Linked DNA regions of Mus musculus: region 1 is linked to region 2. A link is a contact called in ENCODE Hi-C or POLR2A ChIA-PET data. All regions are on one chromosome and are shown on one strand. Each heading gives the region's core, a stretch centred on a gene start or an enhancer-like site at or near the end of the contact. The rest is flanking DNA. Distances are from core to core; before and after follow the strand shown. Region 1 holds the start of Lmna (lamin A). Region 2 overlaps Mef2d (myocyte enhancer factor 2D).

The links. Hi-C counts contacts between places; a loop is a spot of excess contacts on that map. ChIA-PET counts read pairs that join two places held with the same protein, here RNA polymerase II (POLR2A).
Region 1: a loop to region 2 is called in a map of T-helper 1 cell, with 4 times the contacts of the local background. The contact joins the promoter of Lmna here to the enhancer-like site in region 2. A Hi-C loop is called at or near these places in 3 of 37 maps with a recorded cell type or tissue (T-helper 1 cell, T-helper 17 cell and gastrocnemius). POLR2A ChIA-PET finds 5 or more read pairs at or near these places in 2 of 5 experiments (both embryonic stem cell).

Annotation. Positions count from the first base shown.
Region 1 is chr3:88,501,019-88,505,525 of GRCm38, forward strand. Lmna (lamin A) reads right to left here and starts at 2,334. Exons shown (of 12, transcript NM_001002011.3): 1 at 1,730-2,334. The coding sequence starts at 2,085.
Region 2 is chr3:88,144,516-88,148,880 of GRCm38, forward strand. All of the region lies in intron 1 of Mef2d (myocyte enhancer factor 2D), which reads left to right. Among named protein-coding and RNA genes, the nearest start is that of Mef2d, 4.3 kb to the left of the region's middle. Within about 2 kb of position 1,601, at least 1 of the 3 ENCODE cell types and tissues checked has a DNase peak (open chromatin) inside an H3K27ac peak, as active enhancers do.

The DNA of each region.
Region 1 (4,507 bases), core at 1,084-3,583, 360 kb after region 2:
CAGGGACCTAGGTGTGTATACCCACCCCCTTCCCGGAAGCCCAGCCTCCTCAGTTACCATCAGTGGAGAATAGAGGCAGGTGGCTAAATTTAAAAAGTCCACACATCACCCAGCCCCTACCCAACGTGTGTACACACCACCTGGTGTCCCAGGCTGGACAGCTGCACTGGGGGCAGGAGACTGGCATGGCTAGATGAACAAGAAGCTATAGATTCCACTGTCCCTGTCCCCACATCTACTATACAAGTTCTACACCAGGATCTGCAAGAGCTTTGGTGGCTGACTTAACTAGTTTAGATCACTAACTAGTTAACTCACTGGGACTCCTCTAACTTGCCTCATGTATTTCTTGATAAGGTGTTCATATCCCTAGTGGATGGATGAAAAGGCAGCTAATTCCTGTTAGCAGAAAGAAAAGCTGGACCCATCTGTGCACATGACCTCTGCTCACACTTGAGGCAATGGGCTTGCCATACTCACCACCTAGGGCTGGAATCTGGTAAGGAATAGAATGACCAACCACAGATACACAGTGGGTTTTGTCAGAAGATAATGCAAAAAGGAAAAAGAGGAAGAGAAGTCAAAGCTACCAGCCCCTTAGGTATCAGTGCGCACGTCCAATGTCCAAAGCTCTTTGTCTTGGGTCTACAACATAGAAGAAAAGACCACAGACACAGAGCGAAATGGAAGTACAGGGAGCAAGAGCCCAAACTTCCAGGCTTTGGAAAGCCTTTTTAGAAAGTAGGTGGAGCCAAGTAGGGTGGGGTAGGGTGGGGTAGGGATGGGTGCAATGGGAGTGGCCTGAGGCTCCCTAACGGCTGGATTTCAAAAATGTCATTGTATTCCAGAGGTTTAGTAAGATCAAGACATCAACAGTTCAGAGGATGGGCCAGAGTAAAGTCTGGCTTGACTAGAAAAATGAAAGTGGCTCGCTGGCTGAGCAAGGAAAGGACAGAGCTTCCAAAACCCTTAAGTCACCAAACAGAGAGGGCCCAGACTGGGGTGTCCCCGACTCAGGCATAACAGAATTTCCAGAGCCATTAGCTTCTGTGCCCGGTCTCCCTCCCCACCCTCCCTTGCATTCCTCGACCAGGGAGGCCAAGGGCTGTGGGAGCTGCGGGGGAGCAGATCTCCTGGTGTGCTTCTGGTGGGCCTGAGAGTCTAGGAAAAGCTCCAGACATTCTCAGCTCCTAGAAAGAACCAGGAGAAGGCCGTGCTTACACAGCCATGGGAGAAAGGGGCTATGCAGCCTTGGTAACTCCATTACAGTACCACTGGACAAATGTCAGTGTGGGCGCTATGTCTTAGTGGACATCATGTGTTCAGAGCCACGTTGGGCAAGATTGGCAAAGTGCCAAACCTACCAAGAAAGTTCTAATAAAACCCTTTCACCCATTCTGATGTGTCCCGGGCGGCGTTCGGGAGTTCCAAGACCTGGTAGAGCCTGTTCTACCTTCCTCAAGCCCATCCCCCAAGCTCCAAATGACTGAAAAATCCCACCTTGACAGCATAGGCCCTGTCACCAACGCTACTTGGTCTCAATGCCCCCACCACTCTTTATATCCCCCACCCTCTCACAGAGACCCCCTCCCTTCTATGTCCTATCATGTCTATTACCCTTGGCACTGCCAGTCACCCGCGGGAGGCAGTTCCGGGGAGGGAGGGGACTAGATGGCCAGTTACAGGCGACTGCTGCCTCCCTGGTGCCGGCCGGCCGGGCCTCACTCACCGAGCCTTCAGCTCCTTGAACTCCTCACGCACTTTGCTCAGCTCTAGCTGGAGGCGGGCGCGCTCCTTGGCCACAGAATCAAGGGTCTTGCGGGCATCCCCCAGCTCGGCCTCGTAGGCCGCCTTGATGCCGGACACCTCTCGGCTGACCACCTCTTCAGACTCAGTGATGCGAAGGCGCAGCCCCGCGTTCTCGGTCTCCAGGGAACGCACGCGATCGATGTACACGGCCAGGCGGTCATTGAGCTCCTGCAGGTCCTCCTTCTCCTGCAGCCGGGTGATCCGAGTGGGCGACAGTGGGGTAGAGCTGGCCTGCGCCCCACTGCGGGTGGCGCGCCGCTGTGACGGGGTCTCCATGGCCGGCAGGGTGACAGTGCTGCCCGCTGGGCAGGGGTCCCGAGAAGGGCGCGGGACTTGGACAGAAGGACAGAGGCTGCTCAGGGGGACAGCGAGCCGGCGAAGCTCGCTCCTGGCAGGCGTGGAGATCTGGGCTGGGCGCTGGCGCACCTCGGGATCTGGGTTGGCTGGTGTTGAGGCTGAGGCAGCGTTCCCGCGAACACTGAGTCACTGACAGCCAGGCAGAGGCTCTAATAGGCCCTCCTCTACAGGGGGTGGATCCACTGCTCTTAAAGGAGCCATCCTGTACCCAAAGGGGCGGGGGCAGGTATGGTGAGGAGGAGCCAGCATGCCAACCCTCACTCTGCAGAACACCCCTTTCTGGCCTGGGGCTTCACAATGTTGGTTCCTGCCTACTCAACTCTAAGCTTGCCTTTGGCCTTCTGGAGTAAAGAGCAGAGCCAAAGAATTTGAGTGGGTGGGCAAAGGGTAGTGGTGAGGGACCAGGGGAAGTAGGTGCAAAGTGAGGGAGAGGATCAGGCATCCCCAGAGAGCCAAGGAAGTTGGGGGGAGGGCTGAAGCTGCTGCCCATCAGTGACTCACCCCACTTCCACCACTGGCTCCCCTTTCCTCAGTAGTAATAGTGAGTCACCTCTCCCCCGCGCACAGAAGCGGCCAATCCAGGAGAGTGGAATGGCAAAGGAATGGCTGTGTTTTTAGGTAACTGAGGGATTACTTTATGCCCTCAAATTTGGGGGCAAAGATCAAGGACCTCGGGAAAAAACAAAAAACAAAACCCAAACCTATGCACTTCCCTTATATTTTTGGCTTTAAAACCAAACATTGGGTTTTAGATCTAAGAAATAAGCCTCAGTCCCCAAGAGAAGGCCAAGAATAGAAGCCAGAAGTTGGCCCCGCCCACTCCCCCCTCCCCTTTCATTTGGACCTAGACAGCTGGAAAAAGGGGCTGCTGAAATCCCTCGTTTCAGCCCCTTTCTTCAGCTCACTCCACCCAACCAAATCCAAGACTGTACTTATTTTTTTCCAGGACTGTACTTATTTTAATGGATAATTTAAAACAGATACCAGAGCTGTGCTGTGCGTGCATTCAGCACATGGCCAGGACACCAGGTTCCAGATTTTTGTGGCTTCGAGAAGGGCCTGAAAAGAGGAACGGGGTCAGAGGGTTGTTAATGCAGGGTCTCCATCCTGGTTCCATCTTAAACGGTGTGAGCAAGAACAGCAAAGCTACCCCCTCCTCAGCCACTGCATGCCTGTCTAGCCAGTTCTGGGTGGGCCCTGACTAGATGATCTCCCAATACAGTAACCTGGTCCCCTGGTTCCATGTCCCGGGGTCTCCAGCCTCCATCAAAGACTCCCGATCAGCTGTCTAATCCTCTCCTGTAACCCTAGCCTAAGCCTTACTGGCCCTGGCATCCCCTTCTGCCATGTTCCTTCCCCTTTTGCCATGTGCTTTCCCCTGTCCATTGCTGATTAGCTTGCAGTTCCTGCAGGTCCAGGCAGTGGGCTTGAGTTGGGACTCTTAAGAGATTTTGTTGTTGCTGCTGCTTTTTTTGTTTTTTTTTGTTTTTTTTTTTGTTGTTGTTGTTGGTGGTGGGGGGGGGGTTTGTTTTTTTGTTTTTTTGTTTTTTTCTTTTTTTGGTTTTTCGAGGCAGGGTTTCTCTGTATAGCTCTGGCTGTCCTGGAACTCACATTGTAGACCAGGCTGGCCTTGAACTCAGAAATCCACCTGCCTCTGCCTCCCGAGTGCTGGGATTAAAGGCGTGCGCCTGGCGCTTTGTTTTTTCAAGACAGAGTTTCTCTATGAACTTCTGGCTGTCCTAGAACTCATTTTGTACACCAGGCCAGCCTCGAACTCAAAGATCTGCCTGCCTCTGCCCCCAGAGTGCTGGAATCAAAGGCACGTGCCACTGCCACTGCGCTGGGTTCTGGGAGAGTTCTTATTTCTGTGAGGGTGACTCCAGTGTGGTGAGGACCCAGGATGCATCTAGGGGAGGGAACCTAGGACATGGCTTCCTTTCCCTGTAGTCCCTCGGGCTGTGTGGTTGCCATTCAACTTCCCAGACAAAACAACAGCAAAAACCATTTCTTCTGCTTCTCCCTCCCCTACTTCCTAACCAAGAAGCAGAGGCGGGTGGGTGAGCCAGTGGTGGAACGTGAGCAGTGGGGCTCATGCTGTTCCCTGTTCCCGCTGTCTCAGCCCTTCCTACCCACCCCCCAATCCCTCCCTGGCCTGGCTTCTCTTCCTGGCTTCAGTAGCAAAACCACATTTAACCCTTCTTATCCTACCCGCCCCCATTTTGTGGAAAAGGTACGAAGGAGGGCTTTCATCCCAAACTGTACTGAGCTCTTAGCAAAGTATCTGTGTCACCACTACAATCAAGATGGCTTTAGTCCTAAATCTGATCTTCAGAGGGAGTCC
Region 2 (4,365 bases), core at 351-2,850:
CCTAGCTTTATCTTCTGTGCCAACTGAGTTTCCTGTTCTCCATGGTTTTTCTGGCCTAGCACAGGTCCACACTAGAGTTGAGTTGGTAGGCTGGCTTTTTTCTTTGTTGCCTCCACTTCTCTGTCCCCTACCTAGACAATTGTGTGGCCTACAGAAGAGCTGCAGACAAGGGGGACACTATGAGTCACAAGTACAGTTGGTGTTGTCCAGGTTCCCTAATGGGGCTGATGATCTGAGGCAGGCCCAAAGCCATCGGCCAGGGTCAGATCTAGGGCTGTGGATCTGTGGTGGTGGGCTCTCCCCAAACCTTGAGACCTTGGCCAGGACACCTGGCCTGAGAAAATTATCTCCCTTTACAGGGAAGTGGGAAGGAGGAATGGTCGCATGCCGCACAGCCTCCGCATCGCTGTAATCACTGGTGGCTTTTATGGGGCCAGAGTCCAGCTAACCCTCTCTGTCCTCCTGTCCTAGTTTGGTGACTTACTCATTGGGGAGGGGGTGGCATTAGCTGCTAGAAGCTGTGCTATATAAGCAGACATCTGGCTGTGTGGTGGCTGACATTGTCTACACAGTTAAGAGAAGGCTGGATGGAGCCTGGATATCAGAACTTCCATTGAAACCAGGTTAGGGAAAAGATAGCTTTTAACTTGGCCAGGAAAAAGAGGGGAATCTCAGGCATTCTCCAGTGACTCTGCTAAAAAGGCTGTTGACCTTTGGCCTAGTGGGCCGGTGCTATTTGGCTCCTGGAATATTTTCTCATCTCTCCCTGCCTAGGACAAAACATATTCTGAGGAGTTGTCCTGGAGCTGTGAGAAGACTGACCTCTGAGCCCCCTCCCCAGAAATCCTGCTGAGGGGCTCCTGTGGGCTCCTGTGGGCTCAGCTGCACATGGCAGTCTGCAGCAGGTCATGGAACACATACGGGAAGGTGTGCAGTGCACCCTTGGGGTGCGACACCCACAGAGCAGCTGTTGCACTGTGGGGGGTGGGGTGGGGGCAGTGGTGGTAAAGATGATTAAAGGATTGGAGAGTGGGGGGTGGTGAGGGACTGGAGGCAGGAAGGCGAAAGGCTCACAGAACCCAGAGAGCCTGGGCTGGAAGCAGGGGCTGAGGTCAGAGCACAGATGGGCAGGCAGGGCCTGTCTGTGGAGAGCATGCTTTGTGAGTCAGGGAGCACTGGCCGACTTCCACCCTCCCTTGCTGCTCTGTTCCCTGGCTTGCCACTGCCCCCCACCCTGGTCTGAGTCCTTGGGTAAGTTGCCCCTTCTCCCACCTCAGCCTCAGTTTTCCAGGTGTGCAGGAGCTCCCTTTTGGTGGCATAGGCATCTGTGTTTGATGGTCCTTGCTGTTGTCTGGCTCCAGCTTCCATGAGGGAAGCTACTCCACTGCATTTTGGGGCAAATCCTAGGTTTAGGATTTCAAAGCATTCACATCTACCTTTGCTTTGTCCAGGCCAAGGCCACATGCCACCCCTATTCCGATTGCCAGTGGACAGAGTTGCAGTCCTGCTAGTATGGCATGGATTGAGGCAGCTGACTGTGGCTGACAGCCCCTTCTGAGTGGGATACTGAAGGGAGTGACCTGCCCCAAGCTCTGGCCTGTGGCAAACCACACCCAGGCGGGACCATATTTACTCATTTAAACTTACCCTCCCGGGAGGCCCTGAGCTTTAGGCTTGGTCACTGACCTTGGCTTGGTGCCCCTGGGTGTTCTGGGGCCACTCCCCTAGCATTGGGCAGACAACATGCCACAGGGAAGGCGTGTCCTGCCTGTCCCTAACTCGCCCCTCTAGCATCACCCATGCACAACCCAGTTTAAAACAGGGTGCATGGTTCAGACACAAAAATGAGGACTTTTGGGATCCCCAGATCTGGGGGGGGGTACCATTTGTTATCTCTGTGAAGATCCTAGGCTGGGTAGGGTTCTGTCTGCTACAGGTCTTTGGTATTGGGGAAACTGAGGCTGAAAGGCGAAGGAGTTATGTAATGAAAAGTCTATTGTGAGGCGTTGAGGGCTCTTGTCAAAAAGAGATCTGATGCCAGGAGGTGGTGATGCACGGTTTCAATCCCAGTCTTGAGGGGCAGAGGAAGGTGGATCTCTGAGTTTGAAGCCAGCCTTGTCTACAGAGAGAGTTCCAGGACAGCCAGGGCTACACAGAGAGAAAGAGAGAGAGGGAGAGGGAGAGTGAGAGGGAGGGAGGCAGGCAGGCAGGCAGGCAGAAAGAGAGGAAAGAAAGAAGGCATCTGAAGGAGCAGGAAGTCTAGGCTGGTACAGCACTCAGAGGTCGTGTGTGTCTCTCTCTGTGTGTGTGTGTGTGTGTGTGTGTGAGAGAGAGAGAGAGAGAGAGAGAGAGAGAGAGAGTTAGTTAGTTTGAGGGTGCATTGTTCTGACTCCTGAGACAGTAATTCCTTCAAGAGGCCCCAAAGCAAAGCCCTGGAGCAGGAGTCAGCGACACACAGAGGCCCCCAGACCAGCTGCTGGGGGCAGACAGGAAGGGGACTGAAGGTCTGAAGGGAGCAGGGAGGGTGGGGGGAGGACAGCCTTATCTCCCTCCAGCCTCTGCCTTTTCTAGAGAAGATGGGTTCAGTGAGAGTGTCACAGGTGCACCTTCCATCAGGATCTTTAGCCAAACCTAAGGTGTGGGGATAAAGAGTGGAAGGGGCTTGGAAGGGACCACCAGACCCTGGGATGACATGGCCGTCTCCTGTCCTTAAAACTTGCCCTGCAGACATCCTAGGTCCTAGGTCCTTTGCTATTCCTAGTGCTATCTTCCTCCCCCAGACTGGGGTTGAAGGCTGGATGAATAAAGACTAGACAAGAGGTTCAACAGGGTGGAGGTGGGGGCAGGTGGCAAGGGGAATAGACCTCTTTTCTGGGTTCTTCCTGTTCCAGTAGATGGAATGTGAAGTAGGGGCTCTGAGCAAGGGAGTTAGAGGGCTGACCTTGGTCCTACCTGCCTTCCTTCTCTGTCTTGTACTGTAGGCGAGGGTGATGCATCTTGAAGAGGGTGCTTCTTGCTCTGTCTCTCCCCTTGACATCTGGACCCCTTTCTTTTTGCCCCCACACCTGCCTGCCTGTTGGCAAACTCTTCTTGTATGGTCCCCATGGCAAGCCTTTGGCTAGGCGTGGGGTGGGGAACAGGTGTCCTGGCCCAGCTGTTCCTACTCTTCTCCTCCACCTGTCAGCCTGCAGTTGGGGGTGGGGAGCTAAGGCTAAAGGAAATCTTCACCTGTTCCCAGGGGTGGGCCTTGCTTGTAAAAGCCCCTGAGAGCTTCCCCTCAGAGGAAGGCCAATGCACAGACAACAGTCATTGCTGACAAAGTCAGAGGGTCCCTGCTGTGTTCTGACAAACAGTGAACCCTGTTTGATGAAGGTATGTTTTGATGAGAGTGTGTTTGCCCAAGGGTGCTCAGGGCCCATTGGGTTAGGCCCCATCCTCACCTAGTGTCTTTCCTGAAAGCAGTAAGCTAATCCTCATAAAAGCCACCTTGCCACCTTCTGCCTAGGGCTTAGAGACCAAGCCACTGCCCAAGGCTCCTTTAAACCCTTGGTACTCCTTGAGGTCACAATACCAGGAGGATTTGCCTTCCCTGATTGGATTGGCCTCTTTCTAGCCTGGCCTGTCTGAGTGCGGGTGGCCTTTCAGTCTGCACTGCCTCACATTCCCCCATGCCAGAAGCCCAGCAATTAGGGCTCAGCCCTTGGTCTGTTCCTAGATGCTTGAACAAAAAGTGGTCCTCCTAGGAGAGAGCTTTTCTAAGATTCCACATCCTGCTCTGTGGCCCAAGTCTTGCTCAGATTTCCCTGCTCTTCTCATTTCCATGGGAAGTCCTTCAACTCATCTAGCTAGCATCCACTTGTTGTACTAGCAGGCAGCCCTAAACCAGCCCTAATAGCATGCTCATCCCAACAACGCCTGTCAAGATGAACTGTCCTCAAGGCCCCAGCTGTGACTTTCACTTCTGTCTCCTGAGACCCCAGGGGGAAGTAGGGTAGGGAGGTGGAAGGTGACACACCAACGGTCCCAACTGCCCCACCTCTCCTCAACTAAGGCATCCAATGGCCAAGATCCCCCGTGTGCTTTTCTTGTTTAGATGGCTAAGGTGGGCCTAAGGTTGCCATGGCAGGATTGGCTATGAGAGAAGGGTAGTAGTTAGATAGGACTACTAGAAAAGACTTCCCAGAGTAGAGAGGCTTCGGGGCTTCCGTATGGAGGGTGTGGCTGTAACTGGACAGGTGGAGGTTAGGCTGACAAGTACTCAGGGGCTGGTTGTCTGCTAGCATCCATGGTAGGAGCAAGCACCGTCATGACTCCCATATGTCCTGGTCTTGGTTAGTTAGCTTCTGACAAGGTGAGCTTGAGGCC